Linked DNA regions of Homo sapiens: regions 2 and 3 are each linked to region 1. Evidence: chromatin contacts called from ENCODE Hi-C data. All regions are on one chromosome and are shown on one strand. The core of a region is the stretch at or near the end of the contact, and the rest is flanking DNA. Distances in the headings are between cores, read along the strand shown. Region 1 holds the start of CST9 (cystatin 9). Region 2 holds the start of GGTLC1 (gamma-glutamyltransferase light chain 1). Region 3 has its middle 18 kb from the start of LINC00656.

The links. A loop is a pair of places that touch in the nucleus more often than their neighbours do.
Region 2: a loop to region 1 is called in a map of ovary, with 5 times the contacts of the local background. The contact joins the promoter of GGTLC1 here to the promoter of CST9 in region 1. A Hi-C loop is called at or near these places in 1 of 168 maps with a recorded cell type or tissue (ovary).
Region 3: a loop to region 1 is called in a map with no recorded cell type, with 2.7 times the contacts of the local background. The contact joins the enhancer-like site here to the promoter of CST9 in region 1. A Hi-C loop is called at or near these places in 1 of 37 single-sample maps with no recorded cell type.

What each region holds. Positions count from the first base shown.
Region 1 is chr20:23,604,625-23,607,907 of GRCh38, reverse strand. CST9 (cystatin 9) reads left to right here and starts at 1,991. Exons shown (of 2, transcript NM_001008693.3): 1 at 1,991-2,298. The coding sequence starts at 2,044.
Region 2 is chr20:23,987,053-23,990,407 of GRCh38, reverse strand. It overlaps GGTLC1 (gamma-glutamyltransferase light chain 1), which reads left to right and starts at 1,629. Exons shown (of 6, transcript NM_178311.3): 1 at 1,629-1,799. It also overlaps the pseudogene POM121L3P.
Region 3 is chr20:23,112,455-23,115,824 of GRCh38, reverse strand. No RefSeq gene overlaps it. Among named protein-coding and RNA genes, the nearest start is that of LINC00656, 18 kb to the left of the region's middle. Within about 2 kb of position 1,629, at least 6 of the 41 ENCODE cell types and tissues checked have a DNase peak (open chromatin) inside an H3K27ac peak, as active enhancers do.

The DNA of each region.
Region 1 (3,283 bases), core at 742-3,241:
AAGTGAGGCCATCCCAGGCCACTGGGGATTCAACAAGAAAATAGACACACTTGTAAGGGTCCATGGTGTCTGTACACCCGTGGTCTCACATCTGGGTGTGGGGATCCCTGTCCCCTCCTTGGCTGCACAGTGAGGACAGAGCTGGTGCCCAGGACCCTAAACCACTGCTCATGTAAGAGTGAGTGTGGGCACTCCCTTGGAGCACATGTGGGTATCGGCCCTCAGAATGGTGGGGGAGCCACTGGCAATTGGCAGGATGCCCCAAGTTTGTCAGCCGCTGAACTTACAAGGTGAGAGTGACCTCCATGGGCATTGCAGGCCTCTCTCAGGACACTCGCAACCTATTCCAGGCATCAGGATTCTAGTTCTCACAGCACCTTATGGCCTGCTCATCCCAAAACCCACAAAGGCATTTCCGCCCTCACTGACACCCCCTTCCTACCCCTACGTGCACCATCACTCTCCAGCTAAGAAACCACATTAGTTACGCTTCAGCTGCAGTTCCAGTGAACTCAACGCCATCAGAGAAAGGATACAGACTCCTTGGGTGATGTTTTTGGCACATCTGGCTGCTTTCCTGGAATTGTCACATTGAGTTGCTTTTTCTTTGCAAACAGGGTCTAGAAACAAACTCTTATTCTTTATCACCAGGCATGCTGTCTAAGCCTGTCCCCCATCCTGTGTGCCCCACAAAAGCCATTCTCATCCCCTGACCTCCATGCCCCTCAAGCTGAGTTACTTCTCATATGTGGTTTGGTCTGTATGCACTTCCCAGGAAGTATTCTGAACCTGCACCACTCAAAGTATGGTTCTGAGACCGGGAACACAACCATCCTCTGGAAGCTGGTGAGAAATGTAGTTTCCCTGGCCCTGCTCACAGCTACTGGGTCAGAATCTTTGGGTGGGGAAACTAGGAACTTGCTTTTTAACGTGACATCAGGGGATGCTGGTTGCTTCTGAAGTTTACAAGGAGCTACGGATAAACATCAAAGGCATATTTCACAGGGACAAAGCTTAAGTCTGGTCTGTGAAGAGTGCATTATTCAGTCTTTTGAGAGCCCCATTTGCGGTTGGAGTTGGAGGCTATGTGGGTCTTGGTCGAGAACTCAGAATCTCCACCCACAAACTGTGCCGCAGAGTGCTGTGCCGGCTGTGGCCACAGGAGGGAACCCGTGACAACCTAATGGGTGCACTTCAGCCATCCCTGAGGGCATCTTCGTCTTTCTGGTTCTCCACTGCTCCAATTGCAAGCGGCCACCCGTCCTGGAAACACCTTTGAGGAATAGGGGCAGCCATAACTAGCCAGGCCCCTAGTACCAGCACTTGGCAGCGCGTCCCTGGGCTGGGAAGCTGCATTTAGGGAGGTGCAGAGAACAGGGTTGGGGGCTCCTGCTCTTGATTTCCTCAACCTCTGCCCACGACCCCCAGGCTGGTGCCCCCCTCCCGAGACCCTCGGGGGAGCAGACACCTGCAGGACATCCCGCCAATCCTCCCGGGCTCCCCGCCTCTCTCTCAAGAGGCCCAGTGCTTTCTCGGGGCGCTGTACCTGCTCACCCATGATACTAGCATCCACTGTCATCCCTTTCCATCCTTTTGTCTCTGCCTTTCCACCTAACCTCCCCCTCCCAGCCCACCCCCACTGCTGAGTCCAGGGCTCACCTTCCACTCATACCTCTCACACTTGTGTTCCTGTGCCGGGCTCTGACTCTGGGGCGCCCAGTAGAGGTCTCCTTTAGCCTGCGGAGGTGCTGGGGCAGCTGGGGCTGGGCCTCATGTTCAGGGCACTATCTCTCCCATTGCTAGTCTTTTCCAACCCACCTGCCTGGGTGCTGTTCCTCTCCCCTAAACAGGAGATGATTTAAACGCCTTTGGAAGAAGGGAGGCCATGTGTGGGAGAGACAGGGTGTAACTGCAGAGGTGAGGCCTGGAGGGAGGAGTTTCTGCCCCAGCAGGTGAATTTAAAGGCCAGACCTGAGCCCTGGAAGGCTCCAGTGGACGCCAGGGATCTGAAGGGCAAAGGCAAGGGCTGCTGGAGCCTGCATCATGTCGAGTCCGCAGAGGAGGAAGGCTATGCCCTGGGCACTGTCACTGCTTCTCATGGGCTTCCAGCTCCTGGTGACTTATGCCTGGTGTTCTGAAGAGGAAATGGGTGGTAATAATAAAATAGTCCAGGATCCTATGTTCCTCGCCACAGTGGAGTTTGCCTTGAACACTTTCAACGTGCAGAGCAAGGAGGAGCATGCCTACAGGCTGTTGCGCGTCCTGAGTTCATGGAGGGAGGATAGCATGGACAGAAAGGTTGGTGACCACATCCTCTTCTGGCCTGTCCTTCTCCATCTGCCCCTAAGTGAGGGACCAAGATGTCTAGTCTAGGAGACTTGGTTCACCATCAGCAGTCCATAGTCAGGTAGTCCACAACCAATTACGGTAGTTTTAGTTTTGGAAAACATTGAACTTAAAATTTTTTTTAAATTAGGTAAATGTCTATTCACATGCAAAATATATTTTTCAATCTTCATGATTTTTAAGACATTGTATAACTGAAGAGTGACTTCAAAATAAGGACTTCTAAGGAGATGAAGCTGACAAGAAGAGAAAATAACCAAAGAGACTGATAAACATTTCCAGGTCATAAAATGAAAATGGAAAAGCAAGGACACACAGAGGGAGAGAGAGAGAGAGACAGAGAGAGACAGACAGACAGAGAGAGAGAGACAGAGAGAGAGAGAGACAGGCAGACAGAGAGAGAACAGTGAGAATTCGAGGGCAATAAAGAACACCATCAGCCCTGAGAGGCCACCGTGAAAGGTTAGTTCTCTGATCTCCACCTTCTCTGGGCTCCTTGCTCTGTCTGCACTTAATGAACTGAAGGCCAATTTACACTCTTCCTCAATGGACCTTTATCCTAAAATGCTTGCCTTTTTGATGAAATCATTAAATGTGGTCAGGAATGCACAGTTCATCTGGGCTTCAGGCATGAACAATTAAAATGCCCTCCTAGTGGAGAACTTCTGGTTTAGAGAGAGAAGGAGCATTGCTCTTCCTTTCTCAGCACCAAGAGCCTGAAAGAAAGGCAGAGGGACTCTAGTACCGCACAGAGCTTAAGCTCTGGAAAGACTCTGTGCAAGGCTCTGGCTGGTTCTCTGCCTCCTGGGGTGGATTCCTCACTGCCATCCTCAGGATTCCAATGCTGGTACAGAGGAATTTTCCTCCTTGCTCATTTGCTGCCTCCTCTCAGGAGAATTAAAAGCCTGATGCAACCCTCAGAGGGGCATCTGGTCCA
Region 2 (3,355 bases), core at 380-2,879, 380 kb before region 1:
GACCTCTGGGCACCTGCTGCAGCTGTGGCTGAGGCCCAGAAATGTGAAGGGCCTCTATCCACTCTAGTAGTGACCCCAACGTGGGGTTCAATGTGGAGGGGGGAGGGGCTGCTGCGGCTGCAGGAGCAGAAGTGCCAGGGCTTGTTCTTCTCATGCCCGCATCCATGCTTGCAGCTGGGAAGGGGGCAGGAATCAGCGAGGTGACCTGGGCTGAGTCCTGGGAGTGGGAAGAGGTGGCAGGAAGGGGATCTGAGGAGGAGAACAGGGGGCCTGGTGGTCTGTGCTTCTTCCCAGACATGGGAGCTGTAGAGGGGACCTCTGCAGCAGGTGCTAGGGGGGCCAGTAGGCCCAGGCAGTCTTGGGACTTGTGTCTCTCCTGCTGTGCATCCATACTGGGTGCTTTAGAAACGGCAGGCAGACCAGAAGTCCCTGTTGCAAGTGAGGACAAAGTGTGGGAAGGCCGTGAGAGTCTGCAGTCCGAGATGGCCTTGTCCTCAACCTGCAGTGCACTATTGATGCGCTGGAATGCTGCCTCCTTCTCCCGGTCCAGGTCTTCAACAGTGACCCGGTACCCCAGCTCTAAGGGAGGTGGCAGCATCAAAGGCTCCCCTCGCCTGCATGGCAGCAGGGGAAACTTGTGTATACTGGGCCTAGAGGCCTCGGATATGGAGGAGTCATTCCTGAGGGTGAGTGTCTGCCCTGGTGCTATATCTGCTGCCTTTTCACACTGGGTGTGACCCGAAGAGACAGCCTGAAGCCTGTCCTCACCCACTGTCTTTGAGGAACTGAGGGTCAGCTGGCTGTGGGATGAGGCTGGTCCCCTCCTCCGCTTTAGCCCCGGCAAGCCTCCCGTGGAGCTGCAGGAGCTGGAGATGGCATTTCGTTTGGTGCAGGAGCTCGTCCAGGAGGTCTGGGATGTCTGGTTATATCTGATTTCTCACCTCTGGGTATGGAGGTCTGTCTGCAGAGGCCCGGGCCCGGGCACAAAGGGAGAGAGAGGCCTCCATTGTCCCGCAGGGGCCGAAATGCAGACCGTGCATCCCCGGTGACCTCGGGGACCCTTCTCTGATCATCAGGATTCTCTTGGACTCTAGGGTCCTTGTCCTGCTCAGGCATCCCTGCCCCGCTCTCCTTGAGGGCCCTCAACACTGTCTTCCCTGGACACAAGTCTGGGGACAGCCGGGTGTTTTGGACACCAAAGGGGTGACTCCCGGCTCCTGGGCCCCACAGAGAGTCCTTGTGCTCAGTGGAGTGGCTGAGCTGGAGGACGCCCTGGAACTCAGAGCACACAGCACTGGCTTGCTGTGGTACCTGTGCAATCAAATTGAAAGCAGGATCCCAGGAAGGAACGCAGGGCTTGCAGGATCACGGAAAACCTTCTTAGAGTTGTCTTGACACCACTGATGTCAAGTGTCCGGGTGCTTGTAGGATGGCCTGCCACTCAGTCCACAGGCAGGAGCAACGGGGAGATCCCACAAGCAAAGTGAACTGGGGGATGGGCTGAACCGGCTCCAGGCAACTGAGCCCTACTGGCAGGTCCTAGGCCTGGGCCCGAACAGGAAGGAGGGGCACAGAGTGCCCAGGTAACCGCTCCTGGGAGCCCTGGGGAACCGTCGGTTGCTTGAACTCTCGAGAGCTGGGCTCTGCGTCCTCGTCCAGCCGCCAACTCGGCCAAAGGCGAAGCCAGCAGTTTCTTCTGCTGCCGGGCAACGCGCCTTTTAAACCTGAGGGAGTGGGCGCGTGAGCACTTAATGGCGCCGGTGACAGAGTGAGCTTAACGGATTAATAAGCGCAGCCAGGTACCCGCGCAAGGCACTTGCTGGCAATGGCGGGAGGCGGACGTGGGGGGTCATGCAATAGGTACTGGAAGGAGAGACACGGGCACAAAGGTCGCGGGAGGAACAGGTGCCCACAATGGCGGCAGATCTGCCCGTGGATCACTGAAGATTCCTGCTCTCCTGCTGAGGTGGAGATTGCAGTGAGCTGAGATCGCGCCATTGCACTCCAGCCTGGGCAACAAGTGCAAAACTCAGTCTCCAAATAAAGAAAAAGAAAAAAAAGAGGCCGGGCGTGGTGGCTTATGCCTATAATCCTAGCACTTTGGGAGGTCGGAGCGGACGGATCACGAGCTCAGGAGTTGGAGACCAGCCTGGCCAACATAGCGAAACCCCGTCTCTAGTAAAAATACAAATTTAGTCAGACATGGTGGCATGCGCCTGTAGTCCCAGCTACTCCGGCGGTTGAGACACAAGAATCACTTGAACCCGGGGGTGGGGAAGGGATTGTGATGTGCCGAGATCACGCCACTGCACTCCAGCCTGGGCAACAGAGCCAGACTCTTTTTTTTTTTTTTTTTTTTTTTGAGATGGAGTCTCCCTCTGTCGCCCAGCCTGGATTCCAGTGGCCTGATCTCGGCTCACCGCAAGCTCCGCCTACCGGGTTCACGCCATTCTCCTGCCTCAGCCTCTGGAGTTGGGACTACAGGCGCCCGCCACCACACCCGGCTAATTTTTTGTATTTTTAGTAGAGACGGGGTTTCACTGTGTTAGCCAGGATGGTCTCGATCTCCTGACGTCGTGATCCGCCCTCCCAAAGTGCTGGGATTACAGGCCTCGGCCTCCCAAAGTGCTGGGATTACAGCCGTGAGCCACCGCGCCCGGTGTTGAAACTCCCTTGAGGCATTTTCTTCGGCCTTCGGGTCCATCCTCTCTGTCTCCTCCTTGACCTCCTCATCTCCTCCTCGCCACTGCCTTGGGGACCTTGGCCAGGCTCATGGCATCCAGCAGCCACTCAATGTCAATACCTCCATGTTCATCTCTCAGCCCGCCCTTGCCCGTGAACCCATGCTTATTTATTTATTTTTTTTATACGTGCACCCATGCTCTTCAGGTCTGATGAAGTATCCAAAATCAAGCTCCTGACCATCCCCAAACCTGCCCCTTCTGCAGAGTTTACCTCGCTAGTCGGCGCCATCCTTGATTCTTCTCTTTCTCCCACCCAGGCCATCATCTCTTGCCTGGTTGATACCCACAGCCTCCCCTTTGGACTTTATCCTTATCCCCGTCATAGCTGCCAGAGGGACCCTGTGAAAACACTCCCCAGCCTGCTCATTCCTCTGCCCTAAGCCTGCATGGCACAGAGCAAAAGCCAGTTGTTATGGGACCTAGGATGTCCTGTGGGATGGGCCCCAGCCTGCATCTTCAGCCTTTTCTCCCCACCCCACTCCATTCACTCTCTGCCTATCGCTCACCAGCCTATACCACCTGCCTCAGGGCCTTTGCACTGACCATTTAGGCCACATTCCAGGCTCTTTTCACACATTGCCTCCTCTGAGAAGCTCTCCCTAACCACTCTG
Region 3 (3,370 bases), core at 380-2,879, 490 kb after region 1:
TGCAACAATAAAGACGCAGACATTTTTTGAAAGAAAACTGAGTTCTAGTCAAATTAATGAGATTAATATAAGTAATTAATTTATTGGAGAAGAATTTATCAATTTGGATAGCCTTTTATTTTCATTTGGAATTTGAAATTACATTAGTAGAGATAAGTTGATGGTTTTTAGTTTCATTATTATGACACGTTGCATTAAAAACAATACTTTCCAGGTGACATCGATAGTTAAGAAAAAGTTAGAGGATAAAACCTCAAAAAGAGTAAGAAATCTAAAAGTCTAGATCAGTGTTTTACAGAACTCAGGTTTTCAGATGACTCCTTTGGGATAATCAGCTTTCTGCAGTTATGTTATGTATGGGACATTTTTGGGTGGCAATAAAGAAAAAGAGGTAGGGGTCAGGCCTATGGGACTGGGAGGCCCGCTACGCAACTCAGAATGGCTGGGACTTCTCGGAGCCCATGCTTCCATTTAGAGGGCCCAATAGAACCGTTTTCTTTGTGGCAGATAAAACCATGGCTAAGTGCAGTGGCTTACGCCTGTAACCCCCACACTTTGGGAGGCTGAGGTGAGAGGGTCATTTGAGGTCAGCAGTTCACAACCAGCCTGGCCAAAATGGTGAAACCCGTCTCTATTAAAAATACAAAAATTAGCTGGGCATGGTGGCAGGCACTTGTAATCCCAGCTACTCAGGAGGCTGAGGCAGGAGAATTGCGTGAACCTAGGAGACGGAGGTTGCAGTGAGCAGAGATCTCACCACTGCACCCAAGCCTGGGAGACAGAGCAAGACTCTGTCAAAAAAAGAAAAAAAGAAAAAAAAAAAAACCACACAAAAACAAAAAGGACCCAGAAGCAGTCCTTCAGGTTAAATGATACTTCCTTGTCATATGAAGGCCGCATGGGCCCAGTGCCCTGCTGGGCAAATGGAGTTTCCCAGTAATTCGGAATTGGGGGAACCTACACTGTGAGCCCCATGGCGCTCTGAAGGCTGAGACTTGGTGTTAGCCAGGAACTGTCCTTTTGTTGTTGTGTTACATCACTGTGTTAAATTGAACCATTCTGGTGTTCTAGGCTTGTTTTATCATATTTGTAAATGTTTCGGTTTAGTAGTTACAGGAGAGTTAGAGCGTATGGTAATGTTATCTGATCTGACTAAAGTACTATTTAAGGACAGCGGTGGGAAATATGGCCTATGAGAGCCCAAATGTTACAGGCTACAACTGAGACTCCAAAGAGAACCTGGCCTCTCAGACTCAGCAAATGGAATTCTTGGTTCAAGGGCTGGTTTGCCCAGCATGTGTCGGTGCCCACACTTGGAGCAACCTGCCAGCACCAGGATGGGTCCCACTGGAGGAAGCAGCAGTCGATGCTCTAATGCGGTGGGAAGAACAAGGAGCAATTCTGAAAACAGAAGTGTCAAAGTTACCATCCCTTCTCTTGGTTCCTGAGAATCCTTGGCCAGAAGACACAAACACCTGCCTTCCTTGCTCCAGGAACCAGAGAGGTGGTGTAGACCTCAGGAAGTCTGCTCAAGGACAAGAGGCAGTCAGCGGCTTCCAGAACAGCTTCTAGATTGTGGGGGAGTGGGGAAGGGCTGGTCTGGGAGCAGGAAGAAGCTCAGTTCTGCTGCTGGCTGGCTGTGTGCCCACAGACAAGGAAGTCTCTTTCACTGTCCAAGCCTGAGTTTCTTTAAAATAAAATGTAAAGTTAAAATAAAATGTAAGAATGCAGTGGCACCCTAGATGTAAACTGTGTGTGCCTCGTCACAGAGCAGGTGCAGAGCAAATGCCAATTCCTTCCCAGTGCCCAGCCCACCCCAGGCCCACGGGGGGCTGCCTGGCCTCTGTGCCCAGCCTGAGACTACACTGAACTCAGGGGCTGTCATTTCCCCTCAAGGTTGCTCTGCTCGCAAATCATCTGATTTCATCAGGACAGTGAATGGTGGAGGGAGGTTGAGGCAGCAGGGTAAGTAAGTATCTGTGAGACGACCAACAGCTATTCTGGACTTCGTAAAAATGTAAAGCTCTCTGAAGGACATAGCATAACAGGCACAGCTTTCCTCAACTAGTTGAAGTGGTTCTTGGCTTTCCTGGTCTAATGCAACTCACGGGACAAATGGCTGGTGGTCCTCTATCCTCCCTGCCCTCTGAGTCATTCTCCAGCCTGGCTCGGGCCTGTGCACCAGGTCTTGTGCCTGCTGGGGCCTCTAAAGCCATCCATGTCTCCAGGTCTCTGCAACAGCAGCAGGATTCCAGTGGCAAGCTGATAGGAGAAATTTAACAGGGCTTTTCCTGTCTACCTTGACTGGATTGTTCTTATTTTTATTTGCAGAAACCAGAGTAAGGCAGCCCATCCATCAATCAATGCCTGCTGCTCCTTATGCCCCCATGGCAGGTATCAAACTCCTGCTGCATTCTGGGGCCTGACGAAGAGTTGCAGATGCATGTGGAATGGGCTGAACTCTGAACCCATGTGTTCATGTAGTACCTTTGCCACGTAGATGCATACTCCAGCTACTGCTCTAGGTACTAAGGATGGATTAGTCACACATCAGGCGAGCCTCTGCTCTTGTAGAGCTGTAAGGTGACCAGTGCAATGAAGGAAGATGGGGAGGTGAGGGAGGTAAGACCTGGGAATGTGGGGGAGGGGGCAAGTACCTGCAGAAGCTGAGTGTGTGAGCTATGAGGAGAACACCACAAGAAAGAGTATCCAGGCAGGGGGAGAGGTGAACTCACAGTTTCTGAAGTGGCCTGTGCTTAGCATATTCTAGAAAAGCCAGGGAGCTAGTAGGGCCAGGAAGGAGTGTTTTGTCTTATTTTGTTTTTCAACAAATGAATGAACACATGGGAACAGTGCATGCTGGCTAATTACCATGTAAACTATTCACCTGCTCTTGCTGGTAGGATGGTAATGCTTCCTGAACAGAGGTGTCCAGTCAGCCTGGCTCAGCATGCCCTGCCTACACAGGGATGATAAGCCATCACACAGCTTGTGGGTCTGAGCCATGCTGCACAGTTCCACCAGACACAGAAGTCGTGCCTCCAAGGACCTGGGCAAGGCCAAACTCCACCTGCAGGAACCACACAGCTGTTATAGCTGATGTCCTGGCTTCCTGTGCTGGAGGAGCTGTCTGGGTCTTCTGGATTTTGAAGCTGGAGACATCTGAGCTGTGGCATTTTGCTGTAGTTACTGCACTTCTTTGAGTATCTCATTAATTTCTAAAATGGGCATAGTAATAACTAGTAGCATGTAGAATTTTGGGGAGGAAAATCAGAACATGTAAGTGATACTGGCTGAATTGTGTCCCCAAAATTCATTTGTTGACCTTGTCACCTCAGCACCTCAGAACTTGACCTTAGTAGGAGAAAAG